Linked DNA regions of Mus musculus: regions 1 and 2 are each linked to region 3. Evidence: chromatin loops called from intact Hi-C (ENCODE). Cell type or tissue: heart. All regions are shown on one strand.

Region 1 (8,000 bases), 53 kb before region 3:
GGTGCACCTAAAGAACACTCACACACATAAATAAATGGAAATATTTTTTAAATTAAGCTTTTAAAAATGAGAACACAATTAGACCCTGGTGTGTTTTGAGCACTCTGGAAGCATTGTGAGTTCAAGACCAGCCTGGGATCCACAGCAATGCTTTGTTTCAAACAAACAAACAAACAACAAAAACCTGCAAATGTACAGAAATACAAATCCCTCGGGTACCAAAATATTGTTCTAGACATTTACAAGGCTCCCAGAGACTAGGCATTCAATGCTAGCATTTCTTTGGACAGATGGCTTTTTCTGGGATGTTTCTGCTGCTGATATTTCTGCCCCCACTGAGGCCTCCCTTGAAGAGTTCCTACTGTGTTACAGCTCTGAGGGGAAAGGTATCCTGGGAGTTGGAAGCTTTAGAACGCCACAAAGTCACACCACACAACAAACCTCGAACAACAGATTTATTGGGAAAGATGCAGGAGGGTAGCTACCTCTGCCTGGGTGAGAAAGAATCGGCAAAAATACTGAGCGGAGGGCAGGCTTTGTACAGTGTTTCTTGTGAGTGAAGCTTTCTAGAGTGTCCTGGGATTAGAGGCATTTTGTGGCCTGACCTTGGGCATTTTTATTATATAGGGTGGGGCTTGGCCTCTCTTCCTACCTCAAGGGACTGGAAATGCCAGCCACCAGCGTTAGAGACGTCTTGGGGTCCAGGCCTAGCCACTTGTGCATCAAAGAGCTTACACCTACCACCTGGTTTTCTTTTCCTCCTCTTTAGTAAGAGTGGAAATGTAGCACAAGGGAGAGTCTGCCTTGCAAGTCGGATGCCCTGGTGCCTAGCTATGACTGAAAAACAGTGCATAAGTCCTTCCTGCTACACTGGGTTGTTTTTCTGTCTAGATGGTGGGAAATGAGTGTGTTGCTGCTCATGGGAGCCTTCAGGTGGTCAGGATCGAGTGCCCTCTTCCCTCAGTCAACAGGAATGCCTTGCACTGAGGCTGATCCTGGCCCTGGAGTGTGATGCACATGCAGAGGTATCTAGGCTATGGTGGGAGCTAAAGCTGGCTTAGGATTTATATGACTGCTGTCTGAGAATGCATGGATGATCAGACCTTGCTGGTGAAGCAGAGAGGGAGCACAGCAGACATGAAGGCAAACTCTGGAAGGTTCTGTGGGAGTTTTTATGCTTCTTACAAGAAAATTGTTCTGATTTCCCCAGGAACCAACTATCTCCTGTTTAGGGGGTAAGTCCCTGGAAGCCTATTTAATTCTTTTCTCTGTGTGTGGTGTGAGCATGCATGTTTGTATATGTGGGCACACATCATATGTGGATATATGCATGTGGAAGCCTGAAGCTAAGATTTGGTGACTCTTCCCACCTCTCTCCACTAAATTCATCAAGGCAGGGTCTCTTGCCAAACCCAGAGCTCACAGATTTCAGCTGGTCCAGCGGGCAGCTTGCTCTAGGAATCCTGCCTCCTCTGCCCTCTGTGTCCTAAAATTACAGACAGCTTCAAGACCTACCTGACCTTTACATGATGCTGGGGATGCAAATTCTAGTCCTGGGCTGGGAACACATAGAAATTTCTGCTATGCCACTTACATTCTCCGTAGGAGACAAGAGTTTACAGAATAAAATAAAAACTTCTAATACATTAGAAAATAGTAAGTCTCCAGAACTGTTAAACTGGATAGGAAAATGGGGGGTGGGGGATGCAGCAGGGAGCAGGGGGCAAATGCAGGCTCCCTTGAAGATGCCACTTGAGTGAAGGAGGGAGCCATGGGAATGTTGGGAAGGGAATCATACTCAGACAAACAGCATGTACAAAGGTCCTGAGCTTGCGCCTGGCAGGTTAACCTGAGAAAGAGAGGTCATGGAACAAAGGGACCCAAAAGAGACTGAGGAAGGCTGAGAGAATGGGGTTATATATACTTCCTGTGAGTGAGCTGGGAGCCCTGGGAAGGTTCTGAAGCAAGGATGCCTAATGTGACTCAGGTTTAGGCAGAATGTCCTAGGTTGGCCATGGCTTCTAGACAGCTGGGGCATCTTCCCTGTGGACTGAGGCCGCTCAGCTACACTGTTGCTTTCAAGCTTCTGATCTTTGACTGCACTTCTCCCTGGGGGTGGGAGACATTGGACAGACAGAGTGTGAGGAATGCAGAGCCCAGGGTAGGCAGGGCTATGGAGAAGTGTGCTGGCCCAGCCTGACCCTGCCCTCCCTTGACAAGATAGGATCAATCAACTTTATGGACTAGCCAACCCCACCTGCTCTGCGTGCTAGCCCTGGCTAGCTATTCACTGGCTGTAGAATACTGGGGAAGACTCAGACTGGGCCTATGATCAATCAGAACGTTGATGACCATCTTGTGCTAAGCACAGACTCCTTCCGTGCTCTGGCTAAGACTCAGTTTAACTGCTGGATCATGGGCACTCACCTGGAGAATCCTCAGATCCTTATTTAAGGGATCTGGCTAAAAATCCTGGCCCCAACAGGGACGGCTTGGAGAAGCAAGGGGAAAGGCTGGCCACCTCGCAGTGTCAGGTAGGAAGCGCCAGGAAGGAAGGTCTGTCCAAATGTCCTGGGTATTAAGAAGCAGGGGAAAGACAAGACAGACCTGGCTGTGCCTGGCCCTCTATCTGCTTGGCTAAGAAGGCCCACGCTCGCTCTCAGCGGGTTTTTTCACGCCGCCCGGGTTTGAAGCCAGGCAGTGTAGGCTAAAGTGCACAGCAGGGTACCCAGCACTCTCTGCTCACGTGTTTTCTTGGGCTTCACTTTCCTCATTAAACCGGTGCAAAAGCTGTCTATGATGGCTTGGGACTGCAATCTGGAACTCCCTCTGCAGATCAGAAGCACCCTGCAGTCTTTGGGGAGGTGCCGCCACTGGTGGTGGTCAGCAAACCTCCGCAGTTTGTCAGTCGCAGAAGTCTAGGGTAGCGCAGTGAGCGTCCATTCCCGTGAGTAACCATGACCGCTGGAGGAAAGACCAGATGTATTTTTACAATTGGTCCCTTTAGACACGGTCCCTACTAGATCGGGCCTTGTTAGGAATGCGGAGGGGGTTGCAGGGACGATTCCGCTCCCGAGGTCCCACGTGGTCTGCACTTCGGGACTCTGCGGGCTTTCAGTGGATTCTAGAACCCGTCTCACGTGCGCATCGGAGGACCCAGTGCAGATCCACGAAGAGACCGGAGAGCGCGTGGGCAGCGGGAGGGTGCGGCCGAGGCGGGGCGGGGGCGCGTGACGCGCGGCGCTAGCCAATGGGGCGCGCGCCCGAGGCCGAGCCTCCTGCGAGCCTTCGCGGCGCCCGCGGCGTCACGTGAGCGGCCGGAGAGCGGGGAGAGCGGCGAGCGGCGAGCGCCCAGCTCGGCCGCAGGGAGTGCGGGCTGCGGCCAGGAGCGCTGGACGCGCGGCCGCATACGGAGCCGGGCCGCACGCGCGAGGCCGCGCCAGGCGACGCGGAGTCCAGGTGGGAGACGCGCGATGTACCGCGGCCGCGTGGGTCCTCCCTTGGGGATCACGGGCCGTCCCCTGGCGCGCGCTGTAGGAACCACGCGCGGAGGCCCGGGAAATGAGGGGACCCCGGAAATGCGGGGACCCCCGTGAGCGCGCCGGGCCTGCAAAGGGCAAATCCGGTGTGCGCAGCTTCTGCCCGCGGAGCCCACGCGCGTCCGTGGCACTCCTGGACCTGCGCTCCCATATGGCGGGGCCTGGAGACCAAGGGGCGGAGAGGTTACTGTCGGTCACTGTTGCGGTGGCCTAAGAGGGGACGCGAAGGGGGTCACTGGGCGGAGGGTAAGGTACTCTCCGAAGCTGTGCGCCAGAGTCCGAGCCACCTCCTTCCCACGTACTTCACACCCACGGGTGGGCACCCACGCGCGGGCACCTGGCGGACACCCGCACGGCTGCACTGCGCCCAGCACACGCAATCACACGACACAAACTCACACCCATTTGCGCGTACCCGCAGCGTGCGCTTATGTTCCGTATCCCCACGCAGAGTCCTCAGGCCCCTCTGAACAAACATTACCGGAGGGACCGCTGAGGGTAGCAGCCGCAGGGGGCAGGTCATCCCTCTTGGAAACATTCTCCCCTGGAGGGCACAGGGGAGGTTTGCTACCACGGTATGGGAAGGTGAAATCTCAAATGTTTGACTGAGTCCTTCAGATATTGCCCCCGACCATGGGGAGTCCCCGCCGCCCTACAGGTGCGAGAATGGCAGTAACTTTGGGGCCTTCGGACTCCTCAGGGAGAAGACTCTTATTTTGAAGACCGGCCCCCATTCGCCACCCCCGTGATTTGCACGCTGACCCAATGGCTAGCCCTTGGCCGGCTCTCGGCTTGTTATCAATTACATGTTGTTCCTACAGCCGCTGTGTCCCCGGGAGGATAAACAGCAGGCCTGGCCGGCTAAGAGAGGGGGCGGAGTCCAGCGGCCTGCCGGGGACCGTGCCCAGAACAGGGTGCCCCCTCCCCCTGCACGCAGCCTGCGCCTCTGGCTACGCCACGTGCTGCTGTTTTTCTGGGACCGGCTTGATCGCTGGCACTTGGGCTTTCAAGTCCTGGGTCCAGGAAGTCCTGGATCCCCTGGGCCTTCAGTACTTCAGTGTCCCCAGGGTTGCTCAGCACTGTTTTAAGATCCTGTGTTATAACCGGTTAGGGCCACTCCACTCCTGCATTTACTCCTGGATTCTGGAAACATTCAGCAAAGGCTAGGTCTGGTTTTGACTCTAGATCTAGCCCTGTAGTGAACAGTCAAGACTGCTTGTATTCTGGTGGGGCTTGAGCATACAAGACAGTTTTCACAGTGATACCTGACCGTGAAGAATATAATCCTGGTGGCTTGTCCAAGGTGGGAGTGGCTTCTGAGTTGAGATTTAAATAATGAGCTCCCATCTGGAATGCTAAGAGAGCCAGGACTTCCACAAAGGGGGCCATTGGCGCCAAAGCCAGGGCTCAGTAGGGTGATCCAGGCCTGGAACAGTTAGAGGGGCAGTTTGGGCGCGGGCAGGGCCCTAGTACTCTGAGTCCTGGAAGAATCTGAAACATTTTGGGGGGAGGGGCTCCTTCCGATGTAATTCTATTTTGTCACCCTACTTTCTTACCTGTTCTCCCTCTCCCTCCTTCTGTGTTTCAGTGGGATCCCACGTGGTTGCCTTTGAATTTATGATTCTCTGGCCTCAGCCTCCTGAGTGCCATGATTATAGGCATGAGTCACTATGCCCACCCAAATTGCTGCTCACTTTCATATCAGACCTCCGTTTCTATCGGTTCAAAAATCGATACCACAATCTCCTTTGAAAGCGTGTGACCGATCGACTGATCGCTCAGTGTTGTAGTGTGTCCGTCTCCAGTCACATCTCATTGCAGGAGATCTTAGGTGGTCCTTTTCTGGGTCCTGGGACACCATGTTCCCTGCATTTGTGTGACCGTTCAGACATTAGTAAGTGCTCAGTATACATGAGTTCACTGAGTGTGCAGTGACTAGGAGCCAGATGGTACCAGCAGTACCCAGATGTGTACACAGAGAAGTTATGCCATTTGCCTGAGGTTGCACAGCTGATAGCTGTAGGGTGGATGAGATGGGGTTGGGAGAATGGAATGGGTGGGCTCTGCCCTTCTGGCGCTTCATACCCTCCCAGACCCTGCTTTGGTAAAGAGTGTATTTTAGAACACATTCCCAGTTTTAAATCCTAAACTGAGTATTTAAACTCAGATTGCCTCTTGGCAAGATTACCTTTGGTCTCAGATCTTGCCTCTGTTCTCTACAGCAAGAGAGAAACTTATGGAGCACAGAGACATAGAACAGTTGGGGAGACTAAGGCACACGGTAGCGGGATGACTGGCTTTTCGGCAGCTGGTCAGTACCGGGTGCTAGGCTGTAGAGTGGACCTGAAGTCAGGTGGACAGGATGCAGCCTGAGCATCCTCCCCATCAGTTTGATAATCACACAGGCAGACATGGTCACTGGGCGGGACAAAAGTCCAGAGAGGTGGCCCCATCACAGCCAGAGACTGTTGACTCTTCTTGGATACCAGACCTAGTATGGCCTTTGGCTTCAGAGGACACAGCTTTCCCTTTTCCTTCCGATCCCCGCTCTCTGAGCCCCTCTTGGATACCTGGTGTGGTGCTGAGTGTTGGGGACCCAGGAGAGTGTGCTGCCAAGAAGGGACACAGGCATCTGCTGAGCCCCCCAAGTCGGTGAGTGTCCCAGACAGGAGAGCTGGGCTGGGGAGGCAGAACAGGAGGCTCTGCTCTCATGCGTTGGCCAAGGGCGAATGTCACCCCCATCCTTCCCAACGGCTATAGGGTTCAAGGAGGTTACCCACACCTGGGCTCTCTGACCTTCTATGGACTCACAGCCAGGGGCTGGACCTTGCTCATTATGGCAGGAAGGTGTTAGATGTTATGGTGGAAGGAGGTTTTTGCTCAAGTATGTGAGACTTTTCCCAGTCATGGAGAACGGTGGCTCTCGACTCTTGATAAAGGTCTGAGAACTAGACTGTGGAGAAACACCACATAGGCAGGCAGGCACTTAAATGGTCTTTAATCTTTTTCTAAAGTATGGCTACCTGATTAAAGCATGGGCAGCCCAGACAGATGTGTGTCCCATCCCTTCCAGTCCTGGGGACACCATGCTCACATCCACAGATGTTCATTTTTGAACATCTAAAGTCAACATCGAACAAGCAGCCTGTTTTTATTTGCTTAATCTGGAAACCCTACAGAAGCCCCAATACCTTGAGCTCAGAATGCAAATGGCCTTTTCCTTTCTCACCCCCTCTCTGACTCAAGGTAGGAAGCAGAGTCCAGGGGCTGGCGACTTTCAGGGCCTCCCCTCTCTGGCTCCCTCTCTCCTCGTGGCCTCAGCTGTTCGCGGACAAGAGCGTTCCTTGTCTTATTCTTTTCCAGGATCATTCTGGAAAATGTTTGAAACCAGAAGTGCCCTGGATTGTGCAACGGGCCTGGAGAGGGAGGGCTCTTTTGCAAATAGGGTGATGCAACTTTTGAAAACATACTCGCCGGCCCCATTCTCCCTTGGGATGGAAGCAGGATCTGGACATTTGGCCACAGGAGGCCTTGGGCAGGCAGCCGAGGGTGAGGGCTGCAAGGCACTGGTAAGCAGTCCTTCTAACCTGGCCTCCCTTGTTCCCTCTCTGCAGTCACCACAGGCTCGGCCAGGCCAGCATGGTGGACCACCTGCTTCCAGTGGACGAGACCTTCTCGTCACCGAAATGCTCAGTGGGTTACCTAGGGGACAGGCTGGCCAGCCGGCAGCCATACCACATGTTGCCCTCGCCCATCTCGGAGGATGACAGCGATGTCTCCAGCCCCTGCTCTTGTGCCAGCCCTGACTCGCAAGCCTTCTGTTCCTGCTACAGTGCGGGTCCAGGCCCTGAGGCCCAGGGCAGCATCTTGGATTTCCTCCTGTCCCGGGCCACACTGGGCAGTGGTGGTGGCAGTGGAGGTATTGGAGATAGCAGTGGCCCTGTGACCTGGGGATCATGGAGGAGAGCCTCTGTGCCTGTGAAGGAGGAACATTTCTGCTTCCCTGAATTTCTGTCAGGGGACACTGATGACGTCTCCAGGCCCTTCCAGCCTACCCTGGAGGAGATTGAAGAATTCCTGGAAGAGAACATGGAGGCTGAGGTCAAGGAGGCCCCAGAGAACGGTAGCAGGGACCTGGAGACCTGTAGCCAGCTCTCAGCTGGGTCACACCGGAGCCACCTTCATCCAGAGTCTGCTGGGAGAGAGCGCTGTACCCCACCACCAGGTGGCACGAGTGGGGGTGGTGCCCAAAGTGCAGGTGAGGGGCCAGCACATGATGGCCCCGTGCCGGTGCTACTGCAGATCCAGCCTGTTGCTGTGAAGCAGGAGGCAGGTACAGGGCCAGCCTCCCCAGGGCAGGCCCCAGAGAGCGTCAAGGTCGCCCAGCTTCTAGTCAACATCCAGGGGCAGACCTTTGCACTCCTGCCTCAAGTGGTACCATCCTCCAACTTGAACCTGCCC
Region 2 (8,000 bases), 83 kb before region 3:
ACCTGTCCTGAGTCCCCGGTGAACCCTCACAGGGTGTCCTTTAAGCCAGGTATTGTTCTCAGCGCAGATCCATTCAGTACTTACTACCATCCTGATGACTAGGTCCGGTTCTGAACCACCACCCCTCAGCATGAGGAACCAATGTGAGCCTAAGATCCTAGAAGAAAGGCACACTGTGTTCAACATTGTACAAGCCAGAGTGATCGGTGAAACCTCAAAGACTGCGGAGAGTTGGAATGCTGCAAATCTAGAGCCAAAATTATCTGAGGTAATACTAGCCCTCGAAACAGCCACTGTGATTGACAGAACATTCTTGTAACTGTTACATAACTCTTCTCGGAATGTTCACACCTCTAACTTCTACCAACACAAAGGCCGAGAATGTCCTCAGATGGCATCTGAGGCCCACAGCAGAGAGCTCCACACCCTTCCTTGTAACCCAAGTCTGTGTTCCTCGGCCATAGCCGCTCAGTGTTTGGCTAGTTACTTCCTGTGAAGCAGAGCTGGTTTTACGTCAACACCGGTGAAGGCAGTTACCCAGACACGCTCCAACTCCCACCTCTTGTGGATCTTATGCATTATTCAAAACGATGTGTCTCGTACCAGAGATCGGGGAAGCCTGGAGGCGTGCTCGGTAAAGACGATAAGCTTTCTGCTGTGCCTCTTGGTTCCTCGGAAGGTTAGAGAAGAGATCATCTAGAAGATGTGGCATGGTATGGAAATTTAAACAAATTTTTACTTACGGGGTGGGAGAGCTCAGAGGACAACTTAGGGGAGTGGATTCTCTTTCCACCCTGTGGCTTCCTGGGATCAAACTCAGGTTAGCAGGCTTGGTGACAAATGCCTTTGCCTGCTGAGATCTTTAATCTTAGTCTAACATTTGATGATGAAAGCTTATTTTAAAAATTAAGGAGATGGTGTGTAGTAAGGCCACTGTAGCTGTCCCTGCAAAAGCCCTCTATGTGGTGGCCTGGGTCCTCCTACAAATCTCTTTCCAAGCCGGGCGTGGTGGCACACGCCTTTAATCCCAGCACTCGGGAGGCAGAGGCTGGCAGATTTCTGAGTTCGAGGCCAGCCTGGACTAACAAAGTGAGTTCCAGGACAGCCAGGGCTATACAGAGAAACCCTGTCTCAAAAAAAAAAAAAAAAAAATCTCTTTCCAGCACCAAGTATGTCTAAAGTTCAAAAGTTTTCATAATAAAATGTTTTGGGAAAAACTATCAATATTCCTAAAGGGGAATTGTTCTCTTTCTCTATCCTTGAAAGGTGTATGGGTCTGGGAACAGAAGGCAGACAAGAGGAATTGCGCCGTGGGGATTCTCAGATCCTAACACATGCACACACACACACACTCACATATATACACACAAACACATACACACATATACCACCCCTGCAGGGCCAGCACATGAGGCACAGGATGAGGGAATCTGGAGACAGCCCAAAGCTATCCACAGCATATACTGTCAGGGCCACCACTGACCTTCAGGGTCCTCTCTGGCTGTGTCATCTGAATGCCAGAACCTTCTCCCTTCCCCCAAAGTCTCTGGCTTCCAGGGTGGGAGGTTGAGCTTGAGGAAGGAGAACACAGGACACTTCCATCTGAGAAAGGTATCACAGATCTACCAAGAGGGCAGACACCTCCAATGGGCATCATCGATATGGTCAGGAGCCCACTGCCCATTGCATGGAAGCAAGATAGCTCAAAGGTCAGAGGAGGAGAGTAAGGCCTCCATTCATCAGGGCTCTGCAACGTGGGATAAGTTTTAGCTCAATTTTCTCATCTCTAAAATGGGACTATAATAAAGGGTGTGTAGTTAACAAAGAGATGGCATTTAACAGGACCTCAAGTAAAGTTTATCTGCCAATATATGATGCCATAGCCTGAGGGCTGTATCTGCTGATGAGGTTCCTATGTAAGCCTGTTGTGTAGACTGACCTGCAAGGCATCTCAGCTTAGCTGCAGTTATTTCAGTGAGGAAACTAGGAAGACATGAAATCTTTTTTGTCTAAGACTGCACAGCTGCTAGGGGGCCGACTGGGAACGTAGCCCAGCCTACTAGCCAGGGCCCTGTGCCTCTTCCCTGAGCCTGAGAGAGGCAGGCTTTGCAGCTAGAGAAGGAAAAACTTTGGGACTTCCAGTTGGAGATGAGCCTGCTCATTGCTCAGCCTCCCTCCCCTGCCCCACCTCTACTGCTCAGCTCTGCAGGCCTAGACCCAGGGACCCAGGTGGCCCTAGAACCTCCAGGCTGTTCTCTGCCTAGGTGTCTGGAAGCTTAATGTGAAAAAGAATGGAACAATCACAGGACGCCCCAACTTCAGAATTGGAGCGCCACCTTCCGAAGGTCAAAGGCCAAGTCCCAGAATGCTTGTGAGGAAGTTCTTTCTGCTCAGAGGTTGTATGTTCTGGAGCAGGGCTGGCTATGCTTTGTGGCCAGTGCAGGGCTCCATGTGGAAAGATGACTGTTGTCTGGGCCAGCTACTCTCTGCTGAAGACCTCTGTGAATTTCAGAGGAAAGCTGTGCAGGGTCTGAAAGACCTAAAGGCACTCCACCTCACCCCACCTCCAGCACATGCCCCTATTCCTGTGCTGTGGCAGCCCTATGGTGCATACAGTACTTGCTTTCCATCTCAGGCAAACGGACTAGTGGAGTCCTTCTCCTGTCAATTCAGGCAGATCATTCCATTGGATTCTGGGAAACAAACAGGCTGAGTTTTGTCATCTACATCCCAAGCAACAGAGCTGCTATGCTCATTGGATCACAAACTCTAAGTGAGTCTCAGAACCTAGTGTGAGATTCTCCTAGCTTTAAGCATCCAGGAGAGGAAAGCCTGGGGTAGCACCATTATGACCTGTTTAAAGATAAATGGGCTCTAAACAGGGAGATGGAGCAGCTGAAGAGGATGAGGAGCAGGGAATAACAAAACCAAGTCTAGGGGACACGCATGCCAAGAGAGGGCTGGATGTTGGGCAGTGTGGTGGTTTGAATGAAAATGGCCCTCATAGGCTCACAGGGAGTGGCACTATTAGGAGATGTGTCCTTGTTGGAGTAGATGTGGCCTTGTTGGAGGAAGTGTCACTGAGGATGGGCTTTGAGGTTTCAGATGCTCACTCTAGGCCCAATGTGATACATTCTTCCTGCTGCCGGTATATCCAGATGTAGAACTCTTGGCTGTTTCTCTAGCATCATGCCTGCCTGCATGCTGCCATGCTTCCTGCCATGATAATGGACCAAACATCTGAAACTGTAAGCCGGCCCCAATGTTTTATAAGAGTTGCCTTGGTCATGGTGTCTCTTCACAGCAATGAAACCCTAAGACAAGGAGCGTGGTGTTGGGGCCAGTGGTGACAGAGAGGCAGGTGCCTGCAAGGTCAGTGGATGTGGTCCAGAAGAAACCAGAACATGGGTTTCCCTACTCTCCACAGAGCATAGGTTGACAGGGCCACTGTCAGATGCAATGTCACCTTCAGCTTCAGGAAGAGGATCGAGTGGAGGAGAGGGCAAGACAAGGGTGGAGAAGATGACAGAAAGCAACAGCCCCTGTTAAGCAAGAAACACTAGTGACTTAGAAGAAGGTGGGGCGGCTGGGGAGGAGAGGGGTGGTTGGGTACTTGCTTGGAAGGGCAGGTAGAGTGGTCTAGGGGCAGGGAAGGCATGATGCCTGAGCTAGACTTCACCACCATAGATAACTGATGGAAGTGTGTGCAGAGATGGAGATGCAGTGGGCTCACTGGCTCTAGAGATCAGTCATGTGGGGGTGGAGCCTGGGTTCACACTGAGGCTGACCCCTCTGTGATGCCTGAACATGGAAGGATGGTGTTTACTATATCCCATTTGCCAATGGAGATGGGACCTTTTTCTAGAATGGCGAAGATACTCTGGAATTACATGGTGGTGACTTGTACTCTGTGACACAAAGTGTGTACTTTAAATGGCACTGAGGTCTTAGAACGTGAGAAAAAGTAAGCCATGTCTGCAGATGCCGAAGCATCAGCGAGAGACACTGGAGAGATCTCAGAGGGTAGTCTTGGGGACTCCTGAGGTGGAATGTACCTGGGAGGCAATGCATGGCAGCCGCTCCCTCAGTCATCTTAGCCATGGCTCCATCTTGCTGCCTTGTGTGTGTTGCTGACAGAAGTGGCCCTGGGACACTTTCTTCCCTGAGCTCTGGGCCAGTCTGGGTTCTCTAAGCCAAACTAGTGCCTTCATCAGAGGCAGAGCATCAGGGCTTGAGGTATAGTGTGGCAGAGTGAGACCACGACATGGTGCTAGCCTTGAATGGAGGAGAGACTGCTGTGGGCTGTGGGGAGAAGATGAGACTAAATCAAGCCCTCAGGCTAGTGAGAAGAAAGGAAGAGAATTGGGGATGGGTAAGAAGGAGGAGGGAGAGGAGGAACTACCTCACTGGCCACTCACAGAGCCACTACCTCATTGGCCCTCCATCAGCACATGCTGGCATGATCTTAGCAAGGCAGATCACTGTGGGAGCATTAACATTTTGACTCAAGAATTGTCTCTGCTAGCAGTGACTCTGATAAGAAGTCTCACACAATGGGAACCACACCAGACCACTTCCCAGCAAATCCCCTTAGCTAAAAACAAAACAAAACAACAAAAACAAAACAAAACAAAAAACAACATAATGTCCAGCTTCCCCAGACAGGAAATCATGTGGGAGGGCAAGACTGAGCCCTGGGGTACCTGACCCTGGTGATGCTGGTGAGAGCCTGGGCACCCTAGTTTATGGTAAAAAGGAGGTGGGAAATTTGAACAGCTCCACCATGTCTGCTACACGGTAAGATCTGTGAGGAGGGACAGAGAAGGTCTCTGATCCGAGGCAGGAGTCTTGTTCAGGGCTCACCCAAACAGCAGCCCAGAGGAGCAGAGCCCAGGCTCTGCCTTGGGCAAGTGCAGGAAGGAATCACCCCCACATGTCTGCATCTTAGGATCATAGCCATTATTTCTCCAGATTTCTATTTTTTCTTACAATCAAGCTGTAGAAATTCATTCTTCTGTCATAAAATAAGCAAGTAGCAGTAATTCCTCAATGACACCATTGCCCTGTGGTGCCCAGCCCTGGGCAGTGACTGGGGAAGTCTTAAGAGTCTGATCTGTGTACCTCCGACTGCTCCACACCCTCCACACCCTGGGCTCTGAGCCTACCTAGCGTGAAGCTTGGTCCAGGCCACTAACTCCTCCTCCCTGCCCCTTCCTAACCTAACATGTCGGTGGCTCAGCCTAGCCACCCCTGACCCCAAAGTCTAGGCTAATATGCTCCTAGTGTTCTCAAAGCAGTGGTCACCCTCTAGTGCCTCTGTGGTGATTCTCACAAGTACAGCTGCCACCAGGCAACCCTGAGCCCAGTGTACCTCAGTGTAGGATCCAGACTCTGCCAAGATGGCCAAAGCTACTCATGATTACTTAATATTTACTTATCTAATTATTTTCAGATAGAGTTTTACTATGTAGCCCAGGCTGGTCTGAAACTTCTTGTGTAGATCAGGCCTTTAATCTTGTAATCTTCCCACCTCAGTCTAGAACTGAAGTCTCATACCATCATGTCTGCCTGTGTGCATGTCAGCTTCGGGTGCAGCCACCCCACCTGTCTTATGGGCAGGTAGCTCTGCTGGTGGCTTTATCACGTGTGGGTAGGTGTGGCATGCATGCTGCTGTGCAGACTATGACTTCAGAATAGACCCACAGGTCGAGCAATGTCTACACCCACCACCAGGTGTCGCCCGTACTAGCTAGAGTCCTGGGCCCCAGTGCTTGCCTTCTGTCCAAAAGGGATTTACAAAAAAAAAAAAAAAAAAAAAAAGAACCTTTTGTACCCACCAGGCGAAAGGTTCCCAGTGACGCAGACCTGTAAACAAATTGCAGAGACGGGAGCTGGGGACCCACGTCAGGGGAGACAGTGCAAACAGAGTGCACTGACCTTGCTCTGCTCGCCCTGGTGTTCCTGGGGGAAGGAGTACAGGTGGAGCCCGCAGCAAAGTTCTCAGGCCACAATGTCCCGACAGTACCTTCTTTGGATAGCTGTTAAAATCTGCAGAGATGTGGCGAGGTTGAGAGCCTCAGGGCTTACACCTGCCCAGCCCCCCATCTTTCCCTCTGCCACCTGAAATACCCTCTTCTACCCTGCCTGGTTCCAAACTTTCAGGGAATTCTAAATTCAAAAGTCAGCACCACCCCCAGCTCAGCAGCGCCTGACCATCGTCAATCCCCAATTTGTTATAGATCCCATCTGGGCTTACATTTACACCAGATTTCTATTGGAAGGTGGACATCATACCTCAAAGATTCTACAAGGCTGATTGGATGAATAAAATTGCATAGACATGGAGGGTTGGAATGTTGCAGGTCCAAAGCCGAATTATCTTGGACTGTCTTTAGGTCCCTTAATAGTCACTCCTTGCCCACTTCCTGTCTAACCTAACATCCTGTGGCTAACACCTTAAACCTTTTTGGATATATTAGCAAACCAGAAGCTAAGAACGCAAGACAGTGCCTGAGTCCTAGAGCAGTCCTTTGCTTTAACCTACAACCTAATATTTCTATCAGAGTATTTGAAAAGTGCCTTGACTTCCGACTTCCGACTTCCTTCCTTCTGTTACTATGACCAACAAGACTTACTGCACTGGAGTGCTGGTGCTTGGGGAACCTGAGTCCAGGTAGAGTACGCCTCAACACTACCTTGTTCAGTTTCACACAAGGTTGAACTTAGCCCCCAGATCCTTTGCCCTTCTGGGCCGCTTTGTTTGCTGGGCACTGTGTGTGAACCACAGCCATAGGGGGAACGTGTGATTTCAGTGCTGCTGGAGACACCCACTGCAGGAATCCAGCCCAGGTCATTTAGCCATTTGCCACTGAGAACATTTTTCTGTGCCATGATTCCTTTCACGAGCAGCACATGTCTTCATGCTCAGAGAGACACTGCTTGTGCATGCTCACTGCTGTCTTTACCACTCAGGCTCTCTACATAGGTCCGTGTCACTAGATCTTGTCAAGCTGCTTTCCCAAGCCACTCTGCCAACTACACTCTCCAGCAGGCGAGTCTAAAGCTCCTTTGAGACATTTCCTTGCTGCTGTGGAACGCGGTTCTCCAAGTATGACAGCAATTACCATCTTCACAGCAGCTGTGACCACTGGCAAGAGTCCTGTTGACTTTCCCCCACAAAAAAGCAATAGTAGGGAGGTTGTGACACTTGACCTGCTGCACATGGCATCTGGGGCTCATGGCACACTGTGGAGGCAGAAGGTTAACTGATGGGGGAAGTCCATGTAGGCAATGGTAGGAATATCCTCATCCACCCTCCTGTAAATAAGCCAAATACACTCATTGGTCCACCAGGATACTTGAATAGAATCATACTTTGGTATGAGTTTTGCTTTGCTTTGCTTTGCTTTGCTTTGCTTTGCTTTGCTTTGCTTTGCTTTGCTTTGCTTTGCTTTGCTTTGCTCTGCTCTGCTCTGCTCTGCTCTGCTCTGCTTTGCTTTGCTTTGCGACAGAGTCTCTTGTAGCCCAGGCTGGCCTGCAATTCATTATGAGATCCTGCTCCTCCTACCTCTGCTTCCCTTGTGCCTCTGATGCTGGTGTGTTCTACCCCCAGCACCATGGCTTCACGGTAGCTTTAATTTACCTGCTTGCACGGACAGTGAAGACCAATATCTTCCCAAGTGCTGATTGGCTCTCAGCTTTCTTCTGTGACATGTCACTGAATGAACTTTGTGAGTGTCCTCCTCTGTCTGTCCCTGGAAATCTGCAGTCTGTATCTTATGGTGTTTGTTCTTTGTTGGATACCTTCATTGCCCAGAGGCTTTGCAGATGTGACCGTTATGTTTTTGTCTTACCCCACCTGGAAAACAGTTTTGCATGCATCCAGGCAGGAATTTAATTTTGTCTTCTCTATCTAGACAACCACACAGTCATCTATTTAAAAGTCTGCCATCCGAGGCTGAGATGACTTGGTTGCTTATGTGCTTGCTGTATGGTTCTGG
Region 3 (8,000 bases):
CCAATGCCCCAGTGTAGGGGAATGCCAGGGCAGGGAGATGCAAGTGGGTGGGTGGATGGAGGCACACCCTCATTGAAGCAGGGGGAGGGGGATTGGGATAGGGGGTTTGAGGGGTGGGACTGGGAAAATGGAAAACATTTGAAATGTAAATGAAAATATTGCAGCAGGAGGTGGGCTAGAGAATGGTAAAGTTCTGGGAGGAAGTTGGGGAAAGTCTAGCACCAGTGGTAGTATGGCTGCCAGGAGCATGGATCTTTTCAGGAATCTCAGACTAAGAAGTGCAGTTTCTTCCTGAACCCATCCGTTAAGTTTGTTATTTATAGGAGCTTTATGCCACTGGGGTTGAGTTTTGCCTGGGGATTGGTAAAACTGTGACTTCTTCCAGTTCAGGCCCATGTGGTGCAAGACTGAACCCAGACCTAGTGTGCTCAGATGACCTGTGCACCATCACCCTGGCCACAGTTTCCATGAAACCCTGCCACCCCGGTGCTCTATACTCTGCAGACCTTCCCCACTCTCTCTTGAGCCTTAGCTTCCTCCTCTGCAAAGTTGAGAGTATATTAGTCGCTCGTGTCCACACTGGGGTTTAGAATGTCCCCACGGGCTCCTTTATAAACTCTCAGTCCTCACATGTCCTGCTAACTGAGGGAGAGGGTTGTGGAGGCTTCCATTGTAACGTGAGTATAGGCTTCATCACACAGGACTGCTGTGCTGTGACATCTTAGCATAGGCCCAAAACAGCACAGCTGCTCAACCATGCATTGACAACTCCAAAACCAGGATCGAGGATAAGCCTCTCCCTCCTCACAGCCCAAACAAGCTCCCCTCACCCTCCCTACAGCCTAAACCTCTGCCCACTTTAGCCCACCCCTACCAACCAAAACAACCCTCCCTCCCCATCCCATTACTTCTTGTTGGGTCATAGCAATGAAAAGGGTAACAGAAAAGACATTTGGCAGACTATTAAATCAGATTATCAGCAATACAGTGTCTTAGAGCAATATAAACTTAATTCTTACATAGTTCTGGGCTTGGCAGTGTGCAGCAGCATCTGAAATCAAATTGTCTGAAAGGTTTACTATCTATTGCCTGTCCTCCCCCAGCTTCTCGGCCCCTCCCTCCATCTTCACAGCCAGCTGTGGCCAGTTAAGCCTTACCCCAGACCATTCCTACAGACTGGCTAAGTCTGTGTCATAGAGAGGACGCTAGTGACATAACAAGGGCTCACCCAGATAAACCAGGACAATCCTCTTACCTCCAGTCCCCTGACTAGCTCTAACTGAACTCGTAGTCTTGGGATTCCTGTCATGTGGCAAATTTATTCACTGGGTTGGGTTAGGACATTATCTTCTATCTTCCATAGGAGTCAGAAGTGGTTTTCATGCAAAAGAGCAAAGCCACAGTTCAGAGAGGGTAGGCTGACAAGGTGACCCACGTGGAGAGAAGGTGTAGCCTGCAGGGGCCAGAGGTCATCTGACATTGGTGGAGCTCACCCAGGTGCTGGGGAAGCCATCTGAGACACAGGTCCAGGAAAGGGGTGACAAGCCCAGATCTATCTGAGACCTTGCTTAAAGTGGGAGATGGAAAGAGGTTAATGGGGACAATAAATCTCATTAAAATTTTGTGTTCACTTTTTTGACTTCAAAATTCATCCGTGAATTGTACAGCTACCCAAGGGCTAAGGCTTTTTTGTTTTGTTTTGAGGTTTATTTTTAGATTCTTTATGTGTATGAATGTGTTGCCTGCAAGTATGGATATACACCACAGGTGTGCAGAGCTCAAACATGCCAGAAGAGGGCCTTAGATCCCTTAAAACTGGAGTTATAGACTGTTGTAAGCCACCGTGTATATGCTGAAAATCAAACTCAGGTCTTCTGGAAGAGCAGCCAGGCTCTCAACTGCTGAGACATTTCTCCAGCCCCCAAAGGTTGAGATCTTAAATTTGATCATTTTCATTTTCTTTGTCCTCTGTTTCACTTCTAATGCAGCCCTGAGTGGACCTCGGTGTCAGCTGCCAAGGTTCCCCAGTACCCCGAAGCTACTCTGCCCAGCCAGGAGTCCTGGATTTGAGGTTGCTCAACTTGGGTCTCTGGAAGGGCAGAGAAAAGGCCTGGGAACCCCCTACTCTGAAAAGCTTTCCAAAGACTGGTGGTCTAGCTTGAATAGACAGAGGGAGAGAATGGAGGAGGAGGAGGCCAAAACCTGATCCTCCTGTTAGGATCAATCAGATAACTTAGGCTTTGCTCCTGACAGGGGGTCTCTGCAGGTCAGCACCCTTCATATCCCTCACAGCCCTGCCAGAGGGCAGGTCCTTGAGAGGCATCAGGCTGGCTCCATGATATGCTGAGTGTGCACTGGCCAGGCCTCTCTGATGATGCAAGCCAGTCTCCATTGTGCAACAGAGATGAAGGGTCCCAGGGAGGGCCCACAGAGGCTTTGCCTCACTGGCACATTGAGCTGTGTCAAAATCAAACACCCCAAAGGAGAGAGTTTGAGGTTCAGAGGGAAGGTGTATTTTTACCAGGCAGTACAGGTCCTAGGGACCAGGGGCCAGGAGTGGGAAGGGAGGGGCAGATTAAGGGGGGGAAAAAGACAGACAGAAAGAAGAAGAAAAGGAGGGGAATGGCATAGAGAGGAGAGGAGGGAGAGGAGAGGAGAGGAGCAGCAGGAGAGTCAGGAGGTCCCTGGTTGAGTGCTCTCACCTAGAGACAGACAGCCTGGAGCAACAATGGAAACTCTCAGCCCCAGATCTCACCCTGAGGCTGACTCTGCTGGGTAAAAATAGGTGTGGCTCATAGGACAAGGTCTTGCAGTCCCCAGCGGAGCCAAGTAAATAGTGACCTGATCCAGCCATGGAGAAAAACCAAACCTTGTTGACTTTGCAGGCCTGCAGCTCTGGGTGCGGCCACTTGGGTCTCTTCTGTGGGGCTTTTGAGCAGCCTAGCCTGGGCTCTGCTCAGATCTCAGGCTGGAACCCTGGGGCACTGCCATCTGCCCTACAGGGTTTCAATAGATTCAGGGCCTCTGTGGCACCATGCTGCCCCCTGCTGGTCAGTTCTGTGGGATCCCGGGAGGTCTCTGATACATGGTGACTAGGAGGCCACTTTGGAGAGCCCTGGGATGAGACCCTCCCTCTCTAAGCAGATGGCGTAGAGAAGCACCAGTTACATTTCACATGTACAACTGAGGGTCTGTAAGGTTATGGTGGAACTAGGAAGTCCTCGTCCCAAGTGGGGACATGGATGTCATAGTACTGTGTGTTACTCCCATGTTTGTGTGACCATGTCTCCTGCACTGCCCGCCCTGTGAATGCAGAAACTCAGTCATGTGAACTGCAGAAGATTTGGTGGTCATGATCAGCGGCTACCTACTAGTCACGTCTCTTCATGTTTGTCTGCTTCGTTTTTCTTTCTTTTCTTTTTCTTTTCTTTTTTTTTTTTGTTTTTATTTTAATGTGTCTGGCTTTTGTCTGCATGTATGTCTATGTACCACGCGTGTGCAGTGTCAGTAGAGGTCAAAAGAGGGCACTGGATCCCCTGGGACCCATGGAATCACACCTGAGTCCTCGACAAGAGCCACCGAGCTTTCCCTTTTAAGTTGACTGTAGAGGTGTCAGCTGCAGTCCGCACAGCTCCCTGTGGCTCCCATTGGCTGTGTTTTGATAGTACTAAAGGCCACGTCCAAGGAGCAGCATGTTGCATACAGATCAGGCAGGGAAGGTGAGTTCATGCTACTCTCTGCAGAACAGAATCATCCTCTATCTGTCCCGGTCATGTGGGGACATCTGAGTAAGGCAGGGAAGGAGCCAGCCAGTGGCCAGTGACAAAAGCCCCTTCCTCTGTTCCCTAGCTTCTGTCTGTCTTTCCATGAGAAGTGTGTGACTGGTGCAGACCTAGCAGAGGCTGGCACTGTCCTGAACTATGTGTTGGCAGTGTCCCTACTGGGCCTTCATTCAGAGAGTGGACCTCTTGGGCAAGGAGGGATTGTGTTCTCCCAGCTGTGGGTTGGTCTTGGAAATTGAGATTAAGAAAAAAGCAAAGATGTCCAGGTGGTGGCTTTTCTCCTCCCACTGTGTGGGGGTTGAGGCACAGGATAGCTCCTGGCCTTTGGGTACATTCTGGTGTGTGTGTGTGTGTGTGTACATGTTTATGCATTTCACTAGTTATAGAAGAAATATTACAGGGCTGGAGAGATGGCTCAGCAGTTAAGAGCACTGACTGCTCTTCCAAAGGTCCTGAGTTCAAATCCCAGCATCTACATGGTAGCTCACAACCATCTGTAATGGGATCTGACACCTTCTTCTAGTGTAGCTACAGTGATCTGAAGACAGCTACAGTGTATTTAGATATAATAATAAATCTTTAGGCTGGAGCAAGGAGGGCTAGCCAAGCAAGCAACCTTCATTCCCAGCAACCACATGATGGCTCACAACCATCAGTATAGTTACAATGTGCTCATATACTTTTTTTTTTTTTTTTTTTTTTTTTTGGTTTTTTGAGACAGGGTTTCTCTGTGTAGCTTTGGCTGTCCTGGAACTCACTCTATAGACCAGGCTGGCCTCAAACTCAGAAATCTTCCTGCCTCTGCCTCCTGAGTGCTGGGATTAAAGGCATGCAACACCACGCCCAGCTGTACTCATAAACTTAAATAAATAAAATCTTTTAAAAAAAAGATTAAAAGAAAATGTACTTCTAGAAGAAGGAGGAGGAAGAAGAAGAAGAGGAGGAGGAGGAAGAGGAGAAGGAAAAGGAGAAGGAGGAGAAGGAGAAGGAGAAGGAGAAGGAGAAGGAGAAGGAGAAGGAGAAGGAGAAGAAGAAGAAGAAGAAGAAGAAGAAGAAGAAGAAGAAGAAGAAGAAGAAGAAGAAGAAGAAGAAGAAGAAGCAGAAGCAGCAGCAGCAGCAGCAGCAGCAGCAGAAGCAGAAGCAGAAGCAATATTACTGCATGAGGCTGCCCTCACTTGTACCAGCAGTCAACAAAGTTGTTTTGTTTTAATGAGACAGGGTCTCTGGATGTAGCCCTGTCTGGCCAGGAACTCACTATGTAGACCTGGCTGGCCTTGGGTTCACAAAGATCCACCTGCAGAGATCCACCTGCCTCTGCCTCTGCCTCTGCCTCTGCCTCTGCCTCTGCCTCTGCCTCTGCCTCTGCCTCTGCCTCTGCCTCTGCCTCTGCCTCTGCCTCTGCCTCTGCCTCTGCCTCTGCCTCTGCCTCTGCCTCTGCCTCTGCCTCTGCCTCTGCCTCTGCCTCTGCCTCTGCCTCTGCCTCTGCCTCTGCCTCTGCCTCTGCCTCTGCCTCTGCCTCTGCCTCTGCCTCTGCCTCAAGGATTTGGATTGATGGATCAAGATCAAGATCTGGTTCCAGAACTGATGTGCTAGAGAGTACCAGAAGAAGGCTCAAAAACTACCCGGGAAGCCTGGATGTGGGACTCAAGATAGGCCTACAGACCCCAAAGGCTGGGAACTTCCTGTTTCCTCTGCCAGTGCAGTTTCTTTGTGCCAGAAACATGTGGAAGTCTGCTGTCCTCAACTCAGTCCACCGAGTACCTCCCCAGACCAGGAATCCATCTTCTCCAACACTGATCCAGCCTGTACGGAGCTCTACCCAAAAATACAAGATCTAGGCAGCAGAGGGAAAAAGCTATAGTAAAACTGTGGAAGCAAGGCCAGAGTACTGTGCTAGATCTGCAGCCCCAAAGGCAGCGCCTTTCCCCTGGCCTCTGACTGTGGGCATTCCTTGTCCCAGAGACACTGTCTTGATTGTTCTCCTCCGCTTAGCCCTCCAAATATTTCCCCAGGCTCAGAGTCCACGTTTCCTATGTGGGGAGAGACCACCATGTGTCAGCCACCTTACTAGCAAGACATCGGCCACTAGGGAGAAGTTTCTTGCCCCACAGGTCCCCACAGACCTCCCCCTGAACCAAAAGAAAAACCAGAGGCCGCGCCTCCCCACTGCCTTAGAGTCAACCCCTATCTCATTCCCTCCCTTTCTTCAGCCCGCTCCTCCCGCCCCCCCCCCATGCCTCCTATCCCAGAAAGTCAAGATGTCCTCGTTGCCCACACTTGCCACTTTGCATCTCACCATGTTTGTTTCATGTCCTGCGCATGCTAAGCTAGCACCCAGAAGCCACACATGGCTTCCCCAGCCCTGACCTGCCTTCTGAAGCCCCTTCTTTTGGAGGTGCACTGTGCCTTTCTAAAGGCTTTTGTTTTGAGGTAGGGTCTTTTTAAGGTAGATTAAACGTAAATGCCTTTTTTATGAGACGTTTGAAAGGGCAATCTGACCATTATATTTTATAGCAGCAGAAGCAGAAGCAGAAGCAATATTACTGCATGAGGCTGCCCTCACTTGTACCAGCAGTCAACAAAGTTGTTTTGTTTTAATGAGACAGGGTCTCTGGATGTAGCCCTGTCTGGCCAGGAACTCACTATGTAGACCTGGCTGGCCTTGGGTTCACAAAGATCCACCTGCAGAGATCCACCTGCCTCTGCCTCTGCCTCTGCCTCTGCCTCTGCCTCTGCCTCTGCCTCTGCCTCTGCCTCTGCCTCTGCCTCTGCCTCTGCCTCTGCCTCTGCCTCTGCCTCTGCCTCTGCCTCTGCCTCTGCCTCTGCAAAATCAGGAACACCCACCAGCCTTAAAGCACTCTTGTCTCTGAACAGCAGTGTTTCTGAGGACCTGTCTGACATCAAGGTAAACACAGAGATGCTACGGGTGGGCTTTCCTTAGAGTGGAAAACAGAAAGTGAGCAGGGCTTTTTTTTTTTTTCCAGAGAGAGGGGAAGCGGCTTGAGGTGCAGATGGGGACCAAGAAGTCACACCCACAGAGCCTGCTCCAATCCACAATGTGACTTTGCTGTCTGCCTGTCACAGGCTGGAATTTATTTCTCTGTTGTTTGAAGTCAGGCCAGCCTGTGATACGGAAAGTGCCAGCAGGGCCTTGTGCAAGTCCCAAGGCTTGAGCCTCAAGGGGACTTGTGGCTTTGGTCTTCACCTGCCCTTGTAACCACCATACAGATACCAGGCCAGCTTCCATGGATGGATTTTGGCCATTTTTGACTCTTGCCTGGAATGAAGAATGCTGCCTGCCATCTACTAGGAGCTGACTTCTCTCCCCACTGCTCCCCACCCCCCTCACCCCTCCCCACCCACCCTTTCCTCCTAAAGTTGTTTTATCAGATCTTTTATCACAACAGGAAATTGCCAACACTCCTCTTTGGTTAGATTTCCCCTGAGTTTTCTTAATTGATTAATGACATTTTCATTTCTGGTATTTAGAAATACAATATCATTTTACATGTCTGTGGTGTGTAATTATACAAAATAAATCCACATTATGTCCAGCTATGTACCAGCAGGGCTCCGAGGTTCCTGCAGCTAGCTGGCTGCCACTAGCACTTCCCAGATCACCTACCCCCGGTGGCTAGCCTGCAGAAATTCGGCTACCACTCACTCAGATCCCCTTAGTCCCATAAAACGAAAACTCTAGAGGCTTGTAATTTACCAGCCAAATTTGTAACAGTAAATCCTCAACCCCCAAAAGGCCCACACAAAGAATACGAAACTCAATTGCTATAAATACAAGCTGCACACCTAGATGGGGCAAATGTGCCCTACATTACTCGATTGCCCGCTGTGGCTATTTCAGGCCATGTGGTTCTGATTCATCTTTTTCCTCCATCTTCTCTCCATCTCCATCTCTCCCTGTCCCCATCTCTCTCCTCTCTCTAAAACTTTCAGCTCTGCCCCCTCCTTCCACTGTTCAAACACAGGCTTTAATCTTATCTGACCAATGAAGATTTCAATTGACCTCACCTGAATACAGACGACCTTGGGGGGGTGGGGTGGGGCAGAAAAAACAGACAACAATCCACAACACATGTCAATCTTGTGTATCCTGAAGCATTGGTGAGTTCATTAGCTTTTGTGAATTTGGGGGATTTCCAGGCAAAGTCTTGTCACCTGTGAACGCAGTATTTTGCCATCTCTTCCTCTTTTCCGTCTTCC

What was found. Peaks named below come from ENCODE experiments on the same cell type or tissue, not always from the same donor. Only the 100,000 strongest peaks of a DNase experiment are listed, where the experiment ranks them.
Region 1: it touches region 3 in a loop (4-fold over the local background); 21 of 42 quality-filtered maps call a loop at or near these places.
Region 2: it touches region 3 in a loop (7-fold over the local background); 9 of 42 quality-filtered maps call a loop at or near these places.

The regions. Positions count from the first base shown.
Region 1 is chr6:90,459,267-90,467,266 of GRCm38, forward strand. Klf15 (Kruppel-like factor 15) reads left to right here and starts at 3,310. Exons shown (of 3, transcript NM_023184.4): 1 at 3,310-3,459; 2 at 7,154-8,000. The coding sequence starts at 7,179. In heart, a CTCF peak has its summit at 4,059; DNase peaks (open chromatin) are centred at 3,225, 4,385, 4,815, 7,005 and 1 weaker place; H3K4me3 peaks cover 2,573 bases; H3K27ac peaks cover 2,544 bases; H3K27me3 peaks cover 4,055 bases.
Region 2 is chr6:90,429,624-90,437,623 of GRCm38, forward strand. It overlaps a transcript of Cfap100 not described here. Among named protein-coding and RNA genes, the nearest start is that of Cfap100, 5.1 kb to the left of the region's middle. In heart, a CTCF peak has its summit at 5,728 (motif pointing right); DNase peaks (open chromatin) are centred at 2,130 and 5,728; H3K27me3 peaks cover 505 bases.
Region 3 is chr6:90,512,193-90,520,192 of GRCm38, forward strand. No RefSeq gene overlaps it. Among named protein-coding and RNA genes, the nearest start is that of Aldh1l1, 35 kb to the right of the region's middle. In heart, a CTCF peak has its summit at 3,040 (motif pointing left); DNase peaks (open chromatin) are centred at 2,379, 2,999 and 6,879; H3K27ac peaks cover 326 bases.